Linked DNA regions of Mus musculus: region 1 is linked to region 2. A link is a contact called in ENCODE Hi-C data. All regions are on one chromosome and are shown on one strand. The core of a region is the stretch at or near the end of the contact, and the rest is flanking DNA. Distances in the headings are between cores, read along the strand shown. Region 1 holds the start of Gm46284 (a long non-coding RNA gene). Region 2 holds the start of Cdrt4 (CMT1A duplicated region transcript 4).

Evidence for each region. A loop is a pair of places that touch in the nucleus more often than their neighbours do.
Region 1: a map of mouse trophoblast stem cell shows a loop between it and region 2 (2.1-fold over the local background). The contact joins the enhancer-like site here to the promoter of Cdrt4 in region 2. A Hi-C loop is called at or near these places in 3 of 37 maps with a recorded cell type or tissue (T-helper 2 cell, mouse trophoblast stem cell and regulatory T cell).

What each region holds. Positions count from the first base shown.
Region 1 is chr11:62,993,698-63,000,087 of GRCm38, forward strand. All of the region lies in intron 2 of Cdrt4os1 (CMT1A duplicated region transcript 4, opposite strand 1), which reads right to left. Gm46284 (a long non-coding RNA gene) reads left to right here and starts at 629. Exons shown (of 2, transcript XR_001780234.1): 1 at 629-4,271; 2 at 4,409-6,390. Within about 2 kb of position 4,063, at least 3 of the 3 ENCODE cell types and tissues checked have a DNase peak (open chromatin) inside an H3K27ac peak, as active enhancers do.
Region 2 is chr11:62,949,446-62,955,609 of GRCm38, forward strand. It overlaps Cdrt4 (CMT1A duplicated region transcript 4), which reads left to right and starts at 1,748. Exons shown (of 2, transcript NM_025496.1): 1 at 1,748-1,936. The coding sequence starts at 1,849. It overlaps Cdrt4os2 (a long non-coding RNA gene), which reads right to left and starts at 1,934. Exons shown (of 2, transcript XR_388729.3): 1 at 1,310-1,934; 2 at 1-1,148.

The sequences.
Region 1 (6,390 bases), core at 2,813-5,312, 47 kb after region 2:
GACAGAGGCAGAATGGAGTCAGCAGAAACCAACAGGATGCAGCTAGTGAGTTTCTTCATCCCCTCTAACCAGGCAGACTCTTGCTAGTGTGTCCTCTGTGGACAGGGTTTCAGGGGCATAAGAAGAGATGTGGTTGGCTGATTTCCAACCCTAGCATCTCCCAGGCATATCTAGCACAAAGTAGAGGATGATTTTTTGAAGCCAACAGAAAATTAGCTCAGTAACCACCAGTGTGATGCTCGCTGTGGCACCTGAATCTGGCATTGGAGAGCTCCCCAACCCCCTTAGAGGTTGTGATGGTTTGAATGTGCTTGGCCCAGAGAGTGGCACTACTAGGTAGGATGTGTGGCCTTGTAGAGTAGGTATAGTCTTGTTGGAGGAAGTGTGTCACTGTTGAGGTGGGCTCTGAGACCTTCCTTCTAACTTTCTGGAAGTTGGTCTTTTCCTAGCTGCCTTCAGTACGAGAGTTAGAACTCTCAACTCCTGCAGTGCTATGCCTGCCTGGATGCTGCCATTCCTCCTGCCATAATGATAATGGACTGAACCTCTGAATTCGTAAGCCAACCCCAATTAAAATTTGTCCTTATAAGAATTGCCTTGATCATGGTGTCTGTCCACAGCAGTAAAACCCTAACTAAGAGTTTGGTTCCTGGAGTGGGGTATTGCTGTGATAGGCCTGACCACATTTCTCTTTGGAAGTCTAGGTTGGGATACTGGGGTCTGGCCATTTAGGGGCTTGAGCATCTCTTGCTATATTTCCAAGAAGAATTGTCCCAGGAAAGTGACTGCTGGGCAGGACTAGCTGGACATGTAAGAAATTTGTTGGTTATTGGTTGGAAGATGATCCTTAGCCTCAGTGACTTACAGTGTCCAATGCTTTGATGTGTCAACTGGTTCAGACTTTCCCAAGGGTTATGAGGACATGGACCAATGGGTCCATCTCTCCAAAGGATGCTGTGACTAAAGTCCTGGAGGTCCTGGAGTACCAAGACAAAGAGGAAGAGCTGCCTTTGATTTCACAGCCCACTAGCACACAGGTCCCATTACCCTAGGTATAGCCCTGAAATCTTGAGGTCTAGGAAAGCCCAGATCATACTTGTTGGGATTAACTTTGTTCATCTCTGATGTTTCCAGAAATAAGCATGGAGCCTTTCCAGGACCCTGACAACCATCTGGAGCAGTCAGGGCATGCATGAAGTGGAATGTGGATTATTTCCACGTAACCTCATCTGCTTGTTCAAACCAGGGAGGCCTGGAGTATCTCAGGTTACTCTGAGCACAGTTAATGGCAATCTTGAAGAAGGAACTGGCTTTCTTTGATGTCTCACAGTCTATAGCCACCTCTTATTTATCTCCTCCCTGTGTGCTGTGTTTTGCTTAGCAGAGTTGCTGCAGTGGTTCTTGTTGCTTTTGTAGTCTGTGTAAGAATCAGAACGCACACTTTCTTAGCCTATCTGTGTTGCTGGTAACTAAGGCCACATTCTGACACATTTCATTCAGATTTCATACAGATTCCTTGGCTTCCTGTGCACAATATGATATTGACCATTTGCAAATTCCGGGGTGGGGTGGGGCAGACAGTTGACCTTTAACCTCCACAAGCTGCTGATCGGATTTGCTTTGGACATCAAGCGGTTCTGCGTTCTGGAGTTTCCTTAGCTGTGGCCTGGGGGGAACATCTTAATGGAGATTAGGCCTGCCCCAATGAGAAGAGGCTGCAAGAATCTGCAGGGAAACTTCCAGAGCAGAGGTTCTGGTAGAGGTGTATACATTTGGGGGTTGCCTGAGCTCTCTAACTGGAACGAGAGATAGAGATGGGACCTGAGCGGATAGAGTAGATACTTTGTGAGCCATGCTGAAATGAAGTGGACGGAGCATGCCCAGTGTGCCTTTTAGTTTTTGCAGTCCAGGGTCCTTATGCAGGAGGGTTAATGTCACACAGTTATACAGCTTCCTCCTTTAGGATGTGCAGAACACAGCGAGCTCCTGAGCCAGAGGATTTCTGGGTCTTGTCAGGGCTCCTTCAAGGTAGCTAAGCAAACATGGGAAATAGAGGAGCCAGCATAGGGAAGAAACCTGCCCCCTGCACTGTTACTGACCATGCATCTGTGGAGATAAAGAACAAGGCTTAAATGCCCTAGCCCTCCAGCTGCTCCCTGTGTGAGTCAGCAACTGTAACAAAAAGATTACAAAGTGCTCTCTAAGCTTTGTCCAAGCCAACAGGGCCTTCTCCACCACTTGGTTCTGGCTTTAAGTTAGTTCCCACCCCTAGACTCTTAAGGAATCTGTTTGTTTGTACAGACCAAAGGACACTTTTTTTTTTTTTTTTTTTTTTAGAGCTTTCAAGTTATTTGTGGCAGATAGAGCACAGACTGAGAAAGCCACGGAAGGGCTGTGGGGGAGGGGGAAGGAGACAGATTTGATGGAAACTCAAAGCTGACTTTCTGTTTGTTGAAACACCTCTTCCTACTTCTTACCCCTCTCTGGCTCATATCTCTTTTATCTGGGACCCAGGGCCTTAGCCAACTACTTGGAAATCACAGGCTGACATTGCTAGATCTCTAGGGGGCATGGTTGGGTTTTTGGGAAGAGCCAGGAGGCAATATAGAACACCTGTATTGTGTCCGCACAGGGCCCTGACACTTGGCACACACTGTAGGGTGCTTGGCCACGTACTGCAGACATGGAACAAGAGGCAAATTAACTATGAAATTATGTTGCTTCCCGTAAAGGTTACAGACTACACTTGGAATTTCATCACCCCGTATTCTATGCCACCCCACACTCTGTACCTCACTCTAAGCATGGCTGACTTTTCCATGTAGAGCCTCCTTGTGGGTACACAAACTGAGTGTAGGTGGTATGACCTTGACTTTATATTCCAGAGGCAGTGAACATTCCCTCCCCACCTCTGGCATTTCTAGGTGGTTCTTTTACTGACTCATGCGCTTCCTGTCTCCATTCAACCTTTCAGCGACCCAGAGCGGCCCAACCCATTCTTTTCAGTAGAGAGAGGGACCTGAGATGTCGCAGGATTTCAGACAAGTTGGGAACTTGACTCCTGGCACTGTTTCTGCACATGGGCCAAGTGGGCAGATATTTTTTGTAGAGAACAGTCAGTTTGAGAGCCAGCAGCAGCTGGAGGGAAGTTGGTCTGAGTGTGGCTGACTCTTTATTTATACTTTTGCACACTGGAACCTGTGCATATTCACTTTACTGTTTAGAATCCTGAGACAAGCTTACTTTGGTAAGTGGGTGATAGTGGAAGTAAGAGAGCCTTGGTTGGTCCTCAAGTAGTTCAGTACCGAGTGTGGGGGTCACTTTTGAACTCAATACTTTGCCTGCTCTCAGATCACCTCAAATTTCTATCGGTGATAGTTCTGCTGGGTTTGGTCTGCAATTGCTGAGCCCAGGGTATATTGTTAAGCAGCTTTCCCCGAAACTCTTCTTCATGTGGTCAGATTGCTCTGTGCCTGTGGTCCCGTAGGTATTGAACAAGTCTGGCCACATTCTCCTGTGTTCCCTGGAGTGTGGTATGTGTACTGGGCCAGAATTGGTGCTCAAATATTGAGTAGGGAGTTTTTAAGAGCAAGCTCTAAGACTCAAAACAGAAAGTACCAAGAAGAGACTACTTCAGTGACAAGAGGTTAGTAAACACACATTTTTTTTTTTTTTTTTTTTGTAGGTGGGAATAGGCTGCCTTGCCGTAAACTCTACTCCTAGTCTTAATTCTATTATCTAAATAAGAATAATGGACACCTTTTATGTACTTTTTCTTTTAAGGTACTGGGAAAACAGAAGGAACATGAGACACAAAGTCATACATAAAACACATGGTTAGTCTGTCCCTTTAAAAAAACCTTTCAAGCCTTCATGAGGAGATTCCAAGCTTATTTTTCTTTCTCTAGCCTTTATCAGAAGGGACATAATTCCACAGCCCTAATGCAGCATGCTGACAGGCATCCTGCAAGTGCACACCAAGTGCTTGCTTGTGCCAGGCAGCGTGCCAGGGCCTTGGGTGGACATGGCAGACATGCAATTCTATTTTTGTGGTAGAGACAGACACTGGACACGCATACGGTCCGGGCAGCATAAGGAGTGCTTTGCAGAAGCAGGGGGCACTGTAAGAGTGGATTTGCCGAGGGCTCATGACCTCCCTTCCTCATGCAGAGGGGATGATGGGAGGAGGCAGGATTAGTCTCAGGACAGCTGCTCATAAAAGAGAGTGAGGTCATGTTGAAGCTGTGGCCAAATTGAATTTTCGTGGCTGGGTGAGTTTTTAAAACTTTGCAGAGCTGTCTTCAGTTTATATTCAGCCCCGGTTTCCGTGTTTGTTTCTGTAGCACCATGGAGCCGATCCCTAGTTCAGGCTGGCTTTTGGTGACAGCATCTCCCTTTCTGGTCCTAGTGACAACACGGAAGAAGTGCCAAGCGTTTGCCTGGTGGTCTGTCCTGGACAACTGGGCTGGACATTGACAAAGGAGACCTTGAGGACTCTTGAGCGTTCATGCCAGACCTGGGCAGGTGCCAGACCCCAGCCTCCAGCAGCCTTCAGATTCCAACCTCCATTTCCCTAGCTCTCTCATGCAGAAATGCCAGTTCTGGCCTTCATGTTTTCTCCCCGCAGCCTGCTTACTTTCCCAGATCTCTGTAGTGAGGGCATGGGCTGCATTTTAATCTTGACATTACTCTTTATTGTCATGGTTCTTTCCTTTTCCTCTGTCCCTTCCTCTCTTTCCTTTCTTCTTTCCCTTCCTCCTTATCTACTTCCTGCTTCCCCTTCATTCCCTTTTCTCTTTTTTCATTACCTTTTGATCTCCATTGGTGTGTGGGTGTGATTGATTGATTGCAAAATAAAATGATGCTGCTTGTAAGTAGCTGGTTTTCTTACAACCTGTGAATACAGATTCTGACCTCTGCAAACTTTCGGAGGGCATGCTCTTTTCATATGCAGTTATCAGGAGTAGGAGTCTTCATCCCAAGGACAGTGGGAAGTTCCCAAGCCTTTCCTGAAAAACTCTGAGGGATGCTTGCATAGTCCACAAAATTGTCTCGATGGCCACGTGTCAACCTGGCCACCAGTATCATCCCAGAAAAAGAATTATCTTCCTTTACTTTGACATAGCCATTGGGGCTCTTGCAGACTCCCAAAGCATAGCGCTGTGTAGGGCATAAAAGCCAAACCTTGAAGGCTTAGGGAGAAGAGCAGCAGAATGCTAGTTGCTGCACGACAGGGTGACTTTCAGGGGCCCACAACCTAAGCTTGATTTCTGTTCTGTACTGAAGGCCAGCTCCACTTTGAACATGGATCAGTACAGTACCCTGCAGTGCCTCTGTTAATCCTAGAGACAAAGCCTCCTGCAGCCCACTTTCTCCTACCAATAGCTTCCTGATTCTCTCCATCACAGACACAATGGCACTGGTAACACTGTCACTTTATTCTTCTGTTGTGTCTAGTTCTGTGGCCCGGAAAAGACAATGACAACATTCAGCAGGGTACTTCCTATTGCCTGCCTTGCCCCATCTAGCATAACAGAACAGCCAAGGCTTCATATCAGCTGAGCAGAGCAAAGGACTCTAACCTGGTCCTCTATCTACTTTATATCATGTCTAGATTATAAATATGACAAAGTGAAGATTATGTAAATGTTATTCTTCTGTGTGGTTGATGAATAATGACAATAAAAAGCTCTGTGTGTTCAATACTTTTTAAAACGTTCTTTAAAAATATTGTCAATCAAGTTTGTTGACTCTGGACACAGTACCTATGGATATGGAGGACTCTGCTTATATGGAAGGATACACAATATGTATAACTTTCTCACTTGTTGCCAGTACTGAAGGACAGCTACTGAGGGAAACCTGCTCTGAGATTCAGAGACCTACTGAAACACGCTACAACTCCCACAAGTAAAGAAAAGACGCCATCCTCCTAGACCTCAGCCTTTTTCAGTTAGATGCATGATCTCACAACATGGGTGCCATGATCTTCCCAATTCCAAAATCCTCACTCTGGATCCTCCTTAAGTTGGCAGATCACAGCCCCTCTGAAGAGGGCATGGTGCAGCCACCACCCAGGACACGTGCCCAGCAAGCAGCCATGGAATTCTGACCTGATTAGAAGTAGAACTCGCAGATATCAGTGTTGGCAGCTGTGGGGATGCTCCATGCAACTTGAAACATAGTGAACTGGCAGATTTGGGCTGCAGGCCCATGTGGGTGTGGGTGTGGGTGTGGGTGTGGGTGTCTCCCACCTTGAGGCTCAGGACTGACAAGGGAGTTGGATAAGGTGAATCGTGGGGCTACTGAGGCAGGGCTCTAGTTGAGACGTATCTGTTTCACATATCACTGTTTCGTATCAGAGTTCTGAATTGGACTGAACTAAAGGGA
Region 2 (6,164 bases), core at 498-2,997:
ATTTTGACTGCATTTTAACTTTTCACATGAAGTCATGAGTCAAGTTCTCTCCTTGTAACATGTCTTCTCTCAAGAAGTTTCAAGTTTGGGAGCATTTCAAACTTCGGGTTAAGGATGGTCCACCTGTCTTAGTCACTCTTCTATTGCTGTGAAGAGACACCATTATAGGCAACTCTTATAAAAGAAAGGAGGCACCCAAAAGCCTCAGTAGAAGCATGTGGTGAGGCCACATACACAGCATCTGACTTGTGGGGAATTTGCTGCCCACAGAGGAAGGAAAAATGCATCTCCCTGCAGCCAGCAGCCAAAGGCCAGGCAAGCCCTGTGGGAGGCAAACAACTCAGGCTACAGATTTTCTTTTCTTGGTTTGGAGTCTGGCCAGGAGTGACATAGACATGGACCAGCTGAGTGTCATGGCCTCCTAAAGTACTTTGTGCATGGGCAGGCATCTCTCTAGCCTCTCCAGTGGTCTGTCTGTCCTAGGTCCTGTGCCATCTCACATGATCAGTATCTATACTATACTATACTATACTATACTATACTATACTATACTATCTATACTATACAAGCAACTGAGCGTCCTTTACTCTACAGGAGGCTTATGGATAGGGAGTTTGGAAGTTTTGGGGAATCCTATGACAGTTACCTCCCCATCTGTTGTACTTCCAACCAGATCTGTGCTAGACACAGGGATGCCCACCAACTTCCCCAGCCTGGCTGGCTCAACACAAATCCCGCCCTACCCAAAATCTGAGCCTCCCTGCACCTCTTCACATACACCTTCTCACAGGATTCGTACTTCCTCAATGCGAAAAGGGAGGAGCCTGTTAGAAACACTGAGTGAAGACACTCGAGGCTGGAAAGAAGGAGCTCGGTGAATCTGTGGTGTAGCTGATTCAGGCAAAAGCTGATGAAAGAGAAGGCACCACCACTGAGGAGGGACTAGAATCTAGAGGGAGGCAAGAATCCCAGCAGGTAAACAGAATAATCATAAGAGCTCTGCCTGGGCTTTGAGTTGGAGAAGCCAGCATTAGAAAATGGTGATGGTTCTGAGGAAGGCCAGGTACTTGCTTTGCAGACAGATCACGTGCTTGTTTGAGTCTCAGAAGTGCAGCTTCAGATCCCTTCTGGACAAGTTGAGGGTAAGCCTGAGAGCAGAGGAAAAGAAACATGGTCCCATCAAGAAACATTTGACATAAAATTGTGACTAGGGTTAGAGGATTAAAAGCAGAGCTCTCCAGTCTGTCTCCTAAGTGCCGTCCAATGTCTTTGAAGATAAAAATTCTCTCTCCAATTTCTCCCAAAGTACCTTGTTAATGCAACCAATTCTTTGTTTCCACTGCAGGTCTTGGAGCCAGACTATCATGTAGGGTGTGGCTGGGGAGAGGACCTAGTCATATGCACCATTATTGGCTTTCTAGTTGATCTTGGCACAAAGGATTTGAACTCCTGGACTCACTTGTCTTCAGAACTGGTCAGGTCTGGTTCAGAGTAATTTTGTTGGAAGTGAGATTCAAGCCGGTATCTTCTTCATTCTCTGAGTCTGAACACCCCGAATGAGGTCATTTATGCAGAGTGCCTGGTCTTGGACTCTCTGTCTAGGTCAAGGATGGGTTGCCCTAACATTCACCTTTAATGACTATGTCTTCGGCCAGTGAGCTCCCTGAGGAGAAGATTCAGGGCAGGGAAACCTGACAACTGCTGATGTCACAATGCCTCTACTCACCGTGACAGATGCCTGGCTACTGAACCACCTCAGGGGAGCAGCAAGACCATGGCTGACTGCAACAGACAGAGGACAACAAGGGATCTGGGACCTAGAGTTCAGGGGGCTGCAGGATACCAAAAATGATCTCTAGGCCAGAAAGCAGCCTCTCTGGGCTAGAAAGTAGCCAAGAGGTCCAGAAAAAGACGTGGAACCCCAGGAATTATTCAGGTACCATTGATGGGTCCCCTCCTTCCAAGTCAGACACTTGTGTTGACAAAGAGGGAAGGCTAGTCAGGAAGTCAAAGGTACACACCCAAACTCTATGGGTCATGCCCTTTTCAGGACAGTTCTTCCACTTGGTTAAAGGAGTTCAAGATCACAGTTCACATCACCTGTCACCTGAGACTATCCAACACACACTAATGTTTAAGGTCTACCCCTGGGTGTTTTGCCTGTATGTACATGTGAGGATGTCAGATCCCCTGGAACTAGAGTTATAGACAGTTGTAAACTGCTTCAGGGATGCTGAGAATCGAACCCGGGTCCTCTGAAAGAACAGCTAGTGCCCTTAATCACTGAGCCATCTCTCCAGCCTGAGGCTTACAGTTTATAACGATGGCCAAATGAGAGCCAAGTGTGGTGGTACACACCTTTGATCCTGCACTTGGAGTCAGACACAGCCGATCTCTCAGTTTGAAGTCAGTTTGATCTATATAGGGAAATCTAGGCCAGTCAGGGCTATACAACAGACTTTGTCACAAAAACAAAATGTCCAAATGACTGTCCTATATAGTCAGGGTTAACAATGTCATGTAAATATAAGTACATACCAAACCACACAAAAGCATCTATGTATGTATGTATTCCATGGAGGCTGGAGGTAAGGGCTTTTATCATTTAAAAAATATATTTTCTACTCATTTTAAAGTTTTTACTATTATACAAAGAAATGGGTTTATAATAGTGCTTTCATACACATACACATCTATATTTATATCTGTACATTTATATTTATATTGATACCTCATTATATTTTATTGTTCTTTGGAAGGGCATATACTAAGATATCCCACAGATGCATAACTAAGTCTTAACAAAATGGAGAACCTCCAAAATGTCCAATCAGGCCTAGCTCATGTCTTTATTACTAAGTATCTATAAGGTTAGACATGGTGCTATACATCTGTATGCCCAATACTCTGGAGGCAGAGACAGGAGGATTGCCATGAATTTGAGGCTTGCCTTGGCAACACAGTGTGTTCACCAACCAGAGCTATGTAGTTAGAGTTTGAGGCAAGCCTGAGCTACATAGAAGGGAATACTTCCTAATCCTCTATCCCCATCCCCAAAGATAATGAATCTAAAGGAAAAACAAAACAAAACAAAACAAAACAAAACCAAGAGCCAGCTACACATCCAAGAGAGTTTCTTCAAAGGATTAATTAATACCCAGGTTGATTATTTAGGAATTATTTAGAGAAAGGATCAAAAAACACTAAATACTGTTTTCTAATAGTGAGAAACCTTATGATTGACAAGGCACCTTAATATGTAGATCAGGATAGGGAAAGATGAGGGAGAAAAGACTCCCATCTCTACACATAAGGAGACCCACACTTGGGTTAGGTTAAGACAGAGTCTTGTACCCTACTTGAGGGCATGTTTATGTGGGTCCAGAACCTCAGGGTCCCCCAAAGACACATCTCCAGGTTGACAGCTTCTGTTTGTGTGCACTTAAGCTGAGCGTGAGTGTGAGAAGACTGGGAAGTGTTGCTGGCCAAGAGCCTGGGAAGTCAGAGCTCTGGGTTCAAATTCAGATGCTGCAGCTTGTCTGGGAGATGCTTCCAACTGGGTTGGGGTAGACAGGCCCTGGGGTATCCCTTCTTTCTTCCTGCTTGAAGATATAAAGCTGGGGCATCATCCAAGTGCCTGCCCTTTGGTGAGTGCTAAGCCTCCTGTCCTAGGACCTGCGCTGGGCAGGAAGAGGCCTCTCTTCTGAAATACAGAATAATCTGCAGGTCCCATGACACCTTCCCTCCCACGTGCAGACCTGAGATCTTCATTTCCTTCTGTGCTGTGAGCATCTGGGCTTGTGGTCATAGTGAATGGCCTTAAAATTCCCACCTTATCTTCTCCTAGCAAATGGATTAGTGTGTGTGGTGTGGTGTGGTGTGTGTGTATGTGTGTATTCCAGTGTGTGTCTGAATATGGGAGTTCTCTACCTGTCTCTGTGTATATGTGTTTGGTGTGTGTTGGGGTCTGTCCGTAGGTATTTCCGTTTCTGTATCTGTGTATATGTTGTGTGTTTCTAGGTGTGTGTTCATGTTTGTGTGTATCAGGATGTTGGGTGTGTATGATGGTTTGCCTGTGTATGCCCATCTACACTTTTAAAATAGTTCTGGAGACCACATGTTAGACAAGTGCTCTCCCACTGAGCTGAAACCTTGCTACGGTCTCACTAAGTTGGGCAGGAATCCTTCAACTCATACTGTAGTTCCCTTAGCCTTGAATTTGCAATCCTGCCTCAGTCTCCAGACCTGTGCCTGGGATGAAAGGTTGGTTCCCTTCTGAATTTTCCCTCAATGGCCATGCTCTCTGTTTAACTAGTAGCGTGCTATCGACGGGGCCCTGAGGATGGACAGCCGGCATGGAACCTTGCTTGATGACTTTGGCAAAGTTAGCAGGTGGTATCACCCATCCACTAGTGGGTTTTGGGCAGAGAACGGGAAAAAATGGAAAGAAAGCTTGGGATCAGGAGAACGCTTTAGAGGAGATGTGAGTCGAAGGGAGGGTTAAATGCAAAGGCATGGAAATGTTATTGAGAAAACCAGCGGAGAGGGGGCTGGGAGAAGATGAGGATCCTGGGTCAAGAGTGCAGGGAAAAGACACAGAAAATGGATGCTGGTAGCTTCTCCTTTGCCGAGGGCCCTTCCTCAGCCATAATTGGACAATACTGTAAGCTACAGGGCTGCCATTCTGGATAACTCCCATAATCCCAATAGCCCAAGAAGGGACAGAAACTCCTTAGAAAAGCAGCCAGTACTTTAGTAGACTGATGGCACAGAGCACACGCTTATGAATATTCATTCCCTCCTGGGTAACAAGGGCCAAGTTTAGGTCAGGAGGCAGCCTCTGCTTTTGAAAGGCTTAAGATCTCCTTGGGACACAGAGAAATGACTCTCTTAAACCTGCAGGCTTGCTTGGCCTGAGACTTTCAGTCCCCAACCTCCCAAATGCCACCTCCATTTTATCCCTATCCCCACACTCCCTGAGCATGCCACTAGAGAAAAATGAGGACAGTGAGGACAATGCCTTGTCTTAAGGTCACAGAGCTAGTAGACTGAGGACTTGAACCCAGGACCATCTGACAGCAGCATTCCAGCAGGGAACATGTGATGTGTTTGACCTCCGACTCTGGCATGTTTAAGCTTTGAATATGGCTTGGCCTGTTCCTCTCCGACTGTCTCACATGTACATTAGCCAATCAAGCCAGCCGGCTTTGCAACTCAACTTCAACTTTCTGGCTACCTCGCTCCCCCCCCCCCCTCCCCCCCCCCCCCCCCCCCCGTTTGACAGACACACCAATCTTTCAGATGCTTCCCAGTTGTAGTTGTCCTCAGGCCGCTTGTATATCCCCCATGGCAGAACAGTTTAGGAAGGGAAGCACCCAAGTGGAGAGGAGGCATTTCAAGTGGGATGGACTACATGGTCTCTGATGTTCTCCAGTTGCCTCCTCCACAGTGACCTCCCCTGTCACCATCCACTACAGCCCATCGGAAACCATGTGGCCCATTCCACCTTGAGAACTCAGAGGGTGGAGCCATTGTGGAATGTACTGGGAAGTCACTGAGCAGGGAGAAAAAGCAGGGCCAGGTTCCAGCCAGTGCCTGGCTGAAGCCAGACAGCAGGAATGCAGGGCCGGCCAGGCCTATGCTTGCAAAATATTTGCCTACTTAGAATTGGTTTTCATTGTTGATTTATAAAATAAATGTTTGCTTTATCTTTGTAATTGTAAATTTTGGGAGAACATGGAAAAGAATGACTTTGTTTGAGGTTTAGGAATGTACTTTGGGCCTGGGGATCCTTCCATGTCAGTGGCTCATGCATCTTTGGGTCAGTGCAGGTGCCTGTGGCCCATCTGAAATCTTTGTAGTCTCACGTGCCAAGGACCGTCCCTCAACCTGACTCTTTGTCAGTGGCCATGCCTGATCTTCTCCCTACTCCATTCCACGACCTCTGCCTGATGCTAATGAGGCTAGCCGACAACACTAACTCCCACCCCAACCCTGTAACCCCGCTCTAAAGCTGTCATCCTACTCAACAGTGGCTATTCTATACAGTCTTCCATCTCTCTCCTGTTAGCAATTTTTGTTCTATTCTTTTCCACTCCCAGTCTTTTTCCCTTCTCTGCCACCCTTGTATGTTTAAAAGGAAAACATTTTAAATTAAATATATG